2 separate regions of the Homo sapiens genome follow, and region 2 is linked to region 1. A link is a contact called in ENCODE Hi-C or POLR2A ChIA-PET data. All regions are on one chromosome and are shown on one strand. Each heading gives the region's core, a stretch centred on a gene start or an enhancer-like site at or near the end of the contact. The rest is flanking DNA. Distances are from core to core; before and after follow the strand shown. Region 1 holds the start of SLC44A5 (solute carrier family 44 member 5). Region 2 holds the start of RABGGTB (Rab geranylgeranyltransferase subunit beta).

What was found. Hi-C counts contacts between places; a loop is a spot of excess contacts on that map. ChIA-PET counts read pairs that join two places held with the same protein, here RNA polymerase II (POLR2A). Pooled maps may share reads with other maps.
Region 2: a loop to region 1 is called in a map of naive thymus-derived CD4-positive, alpha-beta T cell, with 2.6 times the contacts of the local background. The contact joins the promoter of RABGGTB here to the promoter of SLC44A5 in region 1. A Hi-C loop is called at or near these places in 5 of 168 maps with a recorded cell type or tissue (A673, B cell, HepG2 and 2 more), 10 of 37 single-sample maps with no recorded cell type and 11 of 50 pooled maps. POLR2A ChIA-PET finds 5 or more read pairs at or near these places in 5 of 52 experiments (A673, H1, HEK293T and 1 more).

What each region holds. Positions count from the first base shown.
Region 1 is chr1:75,608,933-75,612,569 of GRCh38, forward strand. It overlaps SLC44A5 (solute carrier family 44 member 5), which reads right to left and starts at 2,182. Exons shown (of 24, transcript NM_001130058.2): 1 at 2,108-2,182.
Region 2 is chr1:75,784,972-75,788,541 of GRCh38, forward strand. It overlaps RABGGTB (Rab geranylgeranyltransferase subunit beta), which reads left to right and starts at 1,285. Exons shown (of 9, transcript NM_004582.4): 1 at 1,285-1,303; 2 at 2,526-2,633. The coding sequence starts at 1,301. It overlaps SNORD45C (small nucleolar RNA, C/D box 45C), which reads left to right and starts at 2,101; the gene lies at 2,101-2,178. SNORD45A (small nucleolar RNA, C/D box 45A) reads left to right here and starts at 2,918; the gene lies at 2,918-3,001. RefSeq lists enhancers at 1-86, 1,027-1,256 and a silencer at 1,317-1,376.

The DNA of each region.
Region 1 (3,637 bases), core at 932-3,431:
ATCAACAATGTATTCATGCTTATTATTCATTGTTTGTCTTCCCTATGTATAGTGTAAACCTCATGAAGAATTCATTTTGTTCCCTGATTTATCCCAAGCATGCTTAGAATAGTGCCCAGTACATAGTAAGCGATTGATTAACACTTATTGAATGAATAGAGAACTACATGAACGAATAAAATAGATTAATATCCTACTCTCAAGTAGAAGAGACGGCAACCTTCCTTTCTTAAATCCTCTTTCTCAGTCTCCTATTTATACCTCAAAGGACTAACTGGGCTGGGAGGAGGAAGGGATTCTTTGGTAAGGAGGAATAGATAAATACAGCTGGAAAGGTTTTTATTTGAATATTTTAGGGTTTCATTTCTTTGGGTTTTTTCTTTTTTAATTGGCAAGTAAAAATTTATATATTTATGGTGTGAAACCTGATGTTTTGATATATATACACATTGTGGAATGGCTAAATCAAGCTATTTAACATATTCATTACCTTACATTCTTATTTTTGATGGTGAGAATAAAAGATTGTAGATTTTAAGAAACTTTCTATCTTCTTAGTTTGGAGGACTGTGAAATCTTGTGCTGTTGGGAGATTTTAGGGCTTTTGTATTCTCTTTATCACTCTGATTTTTGGTTCGGTAGTGCTTCAATTTGGAAAGTATCTTCTAAACTAAATGAACTAGAGGAGCCAGGAATCAGTACTCAAAAAAGCAGAGGAGAAAGCAAGCTGCTACAAGAAACTCAAGGGAAACAAGAAAAGAGAACTTCAGGGTTTCAGCCCAATTCACTAAATAGGAAAGAGGGCTAAGATTCAAGATCAGTGTTGGAACTAGTAACAAATATTACATTTCATGATAGAGGTGCAAAAATAATGAACCACAGGTATATTCATGATCTAATGTTATGTAACCTATTACCCCCAAATTTTAGTGGTTTAAGACAAGAGTAAGCATTTATTATATCTTATGGTTTCTGTGATTCAGGAATCCAGAAGCAGCTTGATTGGATAGCTCTGGGTCGGGGCTATCATGAAATTCAGTCAGATGTTGGCTGAAGCTACAGTCATCTGAAGGCTTGACTTGGTTGCAGGGTCTGTTCCCAAGATAGATCACTCACATAACTAGCAAGTTGTTGCTATTAGCAGGAGGCCTCAGTTCTTCCCACACAGAGCTAAGATTCAAGACTTCTATGCAAGTCAAGAAATACACACACACACACACACACACACACACACACACACACATAGTGAAGTCTGAATATAAATTAGGAACTGAGCTCTTCTTCTCTCTCCATAGGTATATACATATACATACATATACCTATATACACATAGATATCCTGGAGAATTATTTAGAGAGAGCAATATTTCTACATCAGCTCCCTAGGCCAAGTAAGGTGACCCAATGGACTTCACTTTTCTAAAAAGTGCAGTTATACTTATGTATCTTCTCTTACTATTCATCAAAATACCGACAATATTTTGGGCTGAAATGTTAATAATATCTGTATGAACCTCTGCTTCAAAAAATAATCCAAGGGATCCTTGAGTATTTTTAAAACATGGCATCTGGTTTCCCCAAAATGAGCAACATAAGAAAGCAAAGAATACAAAAGAACAAGGCAGAAGCCATAGTGTATGTCTTTATGATGTAGTTTTCTGCTGTACAGTACTGATCACATGGTCAGCTGTGATTCATTTTGGAAGGGGAGTATGAACAGGTGTGAATACCAGTAGGTAAGGATTCCTAGAGATGTTATCAACATCTCAGCCCGAAATATTGTCGATATTTTGGTGAATATTAAGAGAAGATACATAAGTGTAACTGGACTTTTTAGAAAAGTGAAGTCCATTGGGTCACCTTACTTGGCCTAGGGAGCTGATGTAAAAATACTACTCTCTTTAAATAATCCCCCAGGATATCTATATATATACACACACACACACGGAGAGGAAGTGCTCAGTTCCTAATTTATATTCAGACTTCACTATATATATGTGTGTGTGTGTGTGTATTTCTTGAGTTGTATAGAATACGTACTTATGAATAACAAACTTGACCAATTTTCCTACAGACATAGACTTCTTGCATTTAGCAGTATCACTCACCTCTTACTCCATCATTTCTTCAATAACTCCATCAACACTGAACCTTCTAACTCTAACATGCTACGATTCACTACTGTGAAAAAAAAGCTGATGTCATAAACACATTGTGTTCCAGTATCACTAAGGGCCATACCCCATTCTTAGGTAATCCCTGAGGTCCTACTAGCCTTGCTAGCCTCAAAGGAGTCACTTGGAGTATAAAGAGGGGGAGGAGACTGAACAAAGTCCTGGAGCTATAGTATATTTTTTCATTGTTAATCCTTGGCAAAGAAGTAGGTAGTTTGGAGGTGGAAGTAGGCCATGATTACCTTTAAAATAATCTACTATTATTTGTGTCTTTCCTGAATATCATAGCACCTTCTTGTCACAAATGCTTAGGGGAAAGAAAATCATCCAATATACCCCATATCCCACTTACCAACATCTCTACAGTAAAATGAGACCCAAGAGCATGATTTCCTTAACTAGCTATCAAGCAACTACCTCCAACAAACAGCAGTTATCATTAATATGTTCATGCTATTTTCATTTGTGAGGTCTGTAATCCATCAGAACAACCTGACAGTGATTAAGTAAAATCAAAGAGACTTTGTAAACATCTGTGTGCTTTTATTGTTACAAATGCTTCATTATAAAAAGATCAGTCAAAAGCATAAAAGTACCCTGGTTTAAACTTTTTCTGTGTTTGAATGAGAATGTTTCTCTTGGAACATGCTCATATCAGGCTTCCACTTGGCAAAATCACGAATTGGCTGATGTTGTTTTAGAGGCTTTCTCATGTCCCCTTCCAAACATCACTCTTCTCCTTCTGTGGACCCCTTTCTGTTATCTAGGAGCCCCTCATGCTGCCTTCCACATTCTGCCTACTGCACAGTCATGTTCTGGACCCCTCAGAATCCCCCTCTACCATTACAATATGTTTTTCCTAAGACTTACTTGCATTGAAAGGCTTGCCAGGGAAGTGACTAATCTTATCATCTTGTACTAAATGTTAAATTAATCCTCATTCTCTCTAGAATTGTTTTCTAAGCAGGGATTCCTAGAGATGCTATCAATATCTCAGCCTGAAATTGCATAGGTATTCTGGTGAATAGCAAGAGAAAATAACGTGAGTATAACTGGACCTTTTAGAAAAGTGAAGTCTATTAGGTCACCTTAGTTGGCCTAGGGAGTTGATGTAGGAATGCTCCTCTCCCTGAAATAATCTTCCAGGAGAGGAATGTATCCCCAAATAGCAAGTGAATATCCAATGGCTTCTCATTGCACTTAAACTCTATATTCCTTTTTATGACCAAAAAGGCCTGGCTTCTCCCTAACTGTCTCTTCCTTACACATTACACCTCTTCCTTTTGTATGTGAATGTGCCAAGCTACCACCTCATTTCTACCTTAAGGCCTGAAGTGTTATGTTCCAGTTCTTGGCATGCAAATTACTCTTCATCACTTGTTTCCCGACACAAATGCCACCTTTCCAGACAATCTAAAGTAACCTCAAAATCATTTGCTCGCACATCACTTTGTTTTATTTCTC
Region 2 (3,570 bases), core at 35-2,534, 180 kb after region 1:
AGGAAATTATGGCAGTGAAAGAAATCAGACCTAACGGATTCCATCTTGCTTCTAACTTTTGTTTTTGAGACTAGTCTCGCTCTGTCGCCCAGGGTGGAGTGCAGTGGCGTGATCTCTGCTCACTGCAAGCTCCGCCTCCCGGGTTTAAGCCATTCTCCTGCCTCAACCTCAGGAGTAGATGGGACTACAGGCGCCCACCCCCACGCCCGGCTAATTTTTTGTATTTGTAGTAGAGACGGGGTTTTAGCCAGGATGGTCTCGATCCCCTGACCTCGTGATCCGCCCGCCTTGGCCTCCCAAAGTGCTGGGATTACAGGCGTGAGCCACCGGCCGCTTCTAACTTTTAAGCTGTCCTTCTTCATTCCTGAGCCTAGGCTGAACCAATTTAGGGAGGAATTCAGTTTATGGTTTGACTCTGAAACAAAATTGATAATATCCCTTTCCCAAAAAGACCGCTTTTTTGCCTGGGGACCAGTCTGCCTTTGCAGAACCAACAGATTAGCTACAAGATTAGAAATTACAGTTTAGAGGTCATGCAGCCTCTGGCTCCAAGTTTCTGAACCTCCCCAAATTGCTCCTGGGGATAACATCACTATTGTAAAACCTAAGATAAGTTCTTGAGATATTTTGCAGACCCTGCTCTCCATGGATCAGTTGAAACCACCCAGATTGGTAATTTGGCTCAACCAGTTCTGCCATCCTACCCAGGAACAGAAAACAGCAAGAAAAACTCACGTCTACCCACTATGAGTCCATCTCCAACCTGACCCATCAGCACTCCCTACTTCCCAAGCCCCTAATCGCCGAATTATCTTTAAAAACTCTGAATACTGCTTGGGGAGACTCCATTGCAAGTCCCCTGTCTTGATAAATGGGCTATCGGTCAGCAGCAGGCAAAGTGAACCACAATATTGGGTGGTTACACTCCTAGGATCAAGCAATCCTGCTGTCCGGCTTCCCAAAGTGCTGGGATTACAGGCGTAAGCCACCGCGTCCAGCTAGAACAAATGATTTCTTAAAAGCAACTCAGATATTTAAATATTATTTAAAACTGTTTCTAGACAAATCGGAGTGACTATGGGACAAGCATATGGTCGCAGGACTTTGGACGCAGGCAGTGAGGACACCTATGAGCGATCAGTGGGGTCCTACGGCAGCCGTGGAACTGCTCTGCCTTGCAGGCGAAAGTGTGGTCAGCTATATCGGAGCGCGATGGGGGCCTGAGAGGCGCATCTGCGCAGGCGCCCGGCTCCTAAGTCTACCCAGGAACTGACCCTGCTCTCTCCTTTCCCTGTTAGACATGGTAAGTGTGAGTTTAGCGCTGCTGTCCGGATGGGTTGGTAGCAGACAGGGTGGAGTAGGGTTAAGCACACTGGTCACCTTAGGATTGGTTTCCTGGTGCTGGAGAATGGTTAGGACACAGGCCTTGGAAGGTTTTTTGAGTGTGAAATATTACTCAGCGTTTTCTGCAGACCTCGCGGGCAATGCCGCTTCTAATTTTATCCAGGCCTTCTTCTGTAGGGAGGGCCTGTTAAGAGTTGAGCAGCCCGATTTCTGAACCCCTCTAAAAAGCTGTGGCTGATTGGTGGCTTTTTTTTTTCTTGGAGAGGGGGTGTCAAAGATTTCTTTAAAATCGTTAGTGATGTGGTCTCGCTTTAAGATTTTTAATGGGATCAGAAGAAAATTCGGTACTTAATCACTTCCGGTAATCTTCATGACCTGTTATAGTGACTGCAGTGTACTCTCAATGAGGAAGATATAGATACGAAAAGAACTAGAGCCGCATCACATGGGGACTTCTGCAAATACAGAGACTCGGATTAAAGGTGGAGAAGATGGAGCTAAAGGAACTGCTTATTTAATACATTTGAACAACTTTTGGGGTACTTAGAAGGTGCTTTGAAACCTGCATTTGATTAAGCAAGAATTCGCTTGCAAGTTAAGGGTTAGATTTTTTTATTTTTTAAAAATATGCTTTCTGCCACATGTAAACCGTAAGTTGTCCTGAAATGATAAGCTTTGATATTCTATGGTGTTTATTTTTTACTTATCTTTTTGAATGAAAAGTGAACAACAAGAAATGCTGGTGGTAATTTTTTGGGTCAATGATGAGTTGGCATGTATTCTGAATCTAAAGTTGATTATTACTACTTTAGCTCTAGAATTACTCTGAGACCTGAAAATTACCTGAATCGTGACTAAGACGAAGCCTGAATGATTTAAGTTCTTTTTTGTTGGATACAATTTGTTGTTGTTGTTGTTGTTTTGGTTTTGTTTTTGAGTCGGTCTCCGGTCGCCCAGGATGGAGTGCAGTGACACAACCTCAGTTCACTGCAGCCTTAATTTCCCTGGCTCAAGCGATCTTCTACCTCAGCCTCCCTAGTTAGTTACAATTTTTAAATGGAACGTTTTCCTATTACAAGATGAAATCAAGTGAAAATTGAGATGTATGTTGAATCTATGCTGTGGGGCAGAAGAACGTTGTAGAGGTAAACATTGATGAGATTACCACTTTATTTTGAAAGGGCACTCCACAGAAGGATGTTATTATCAAGTCAGATGCACCGGACACTTTGTTATTGGAGAAACATGCAGATTATATCGCATCCTATGGCTCAAAGAAAGATGATTATGTATGTATAATTTTTTTATGTTGGAAAGTTTATTTTAAAGAAGTGTGACAGTCATAAGCAGTGAGACAGTATTTATGTCTTAAAATGGCATCCAACTCCATGCAGAGAACTGAGGATGTGCTGTGCCTTTGAACTTCAGTTAAGTGTGCTTTGGACGTCTGAGGCTGTGGGCTTATTAGAATCTCAGTTTTTACCTATACTGAGAGGGCTTGCCAGACAAAGTAGATGAGGGTTTGAGGTACAAAACGGGTTTCTCTTTTTGTAGTTAGGGGTAATACTTTCAAGGTCAATGATGTGTTGGCATGTATTATCTGAATCTATTGCTGATGTGTAATAACACTTTAGCTCTAGAATTACTCTGAGACCTTGAAAAAGTTTTACCTTAAATTTTTAAATTTCGAGGAAAACTCTGGGACAATCTTAGCAAAAAGTAGTAAACAACTTAGTTAAGAGTAAATGTTTTTCCCTGTAGTATCCAAACTCAGTTGTCTTAGTCTACCGATTTGTGGGATATATGGTATGTATTAATTTTTTACTTAAGTGTTAGGTTCCCATAACCTTGAAAATACTCTATTAGCAATCATGGAGTTAAGGCCATATGGATGGGGCTGGACTCGTTTCTGCCTTTATCTGCTATCTATCTTTATGCCCTGAATTTGGGTTAGTAGCAAACTAAGATGCACCACCTGTTAAAAAAACTTCTTTTTTTCCTTTTGAGAGCTATAACCTCACTTTGTTGCCCAGACTGGAGGACAGCGGTGCGATCTGGGCTCACTGCAGCCTCCATCTCCTGGGTTTAAGTGAGCCACCTGAATAGCTGGGATTACAGGCACATTCCACCATGCCCAGCTAGTTTTTGTATTTTTCGTAGAGACTGAGTTTTGCTATGTTGGCCAGAGTGGTCTCAAACTCCTGACCTCAAGTGATCTGCCTGCCC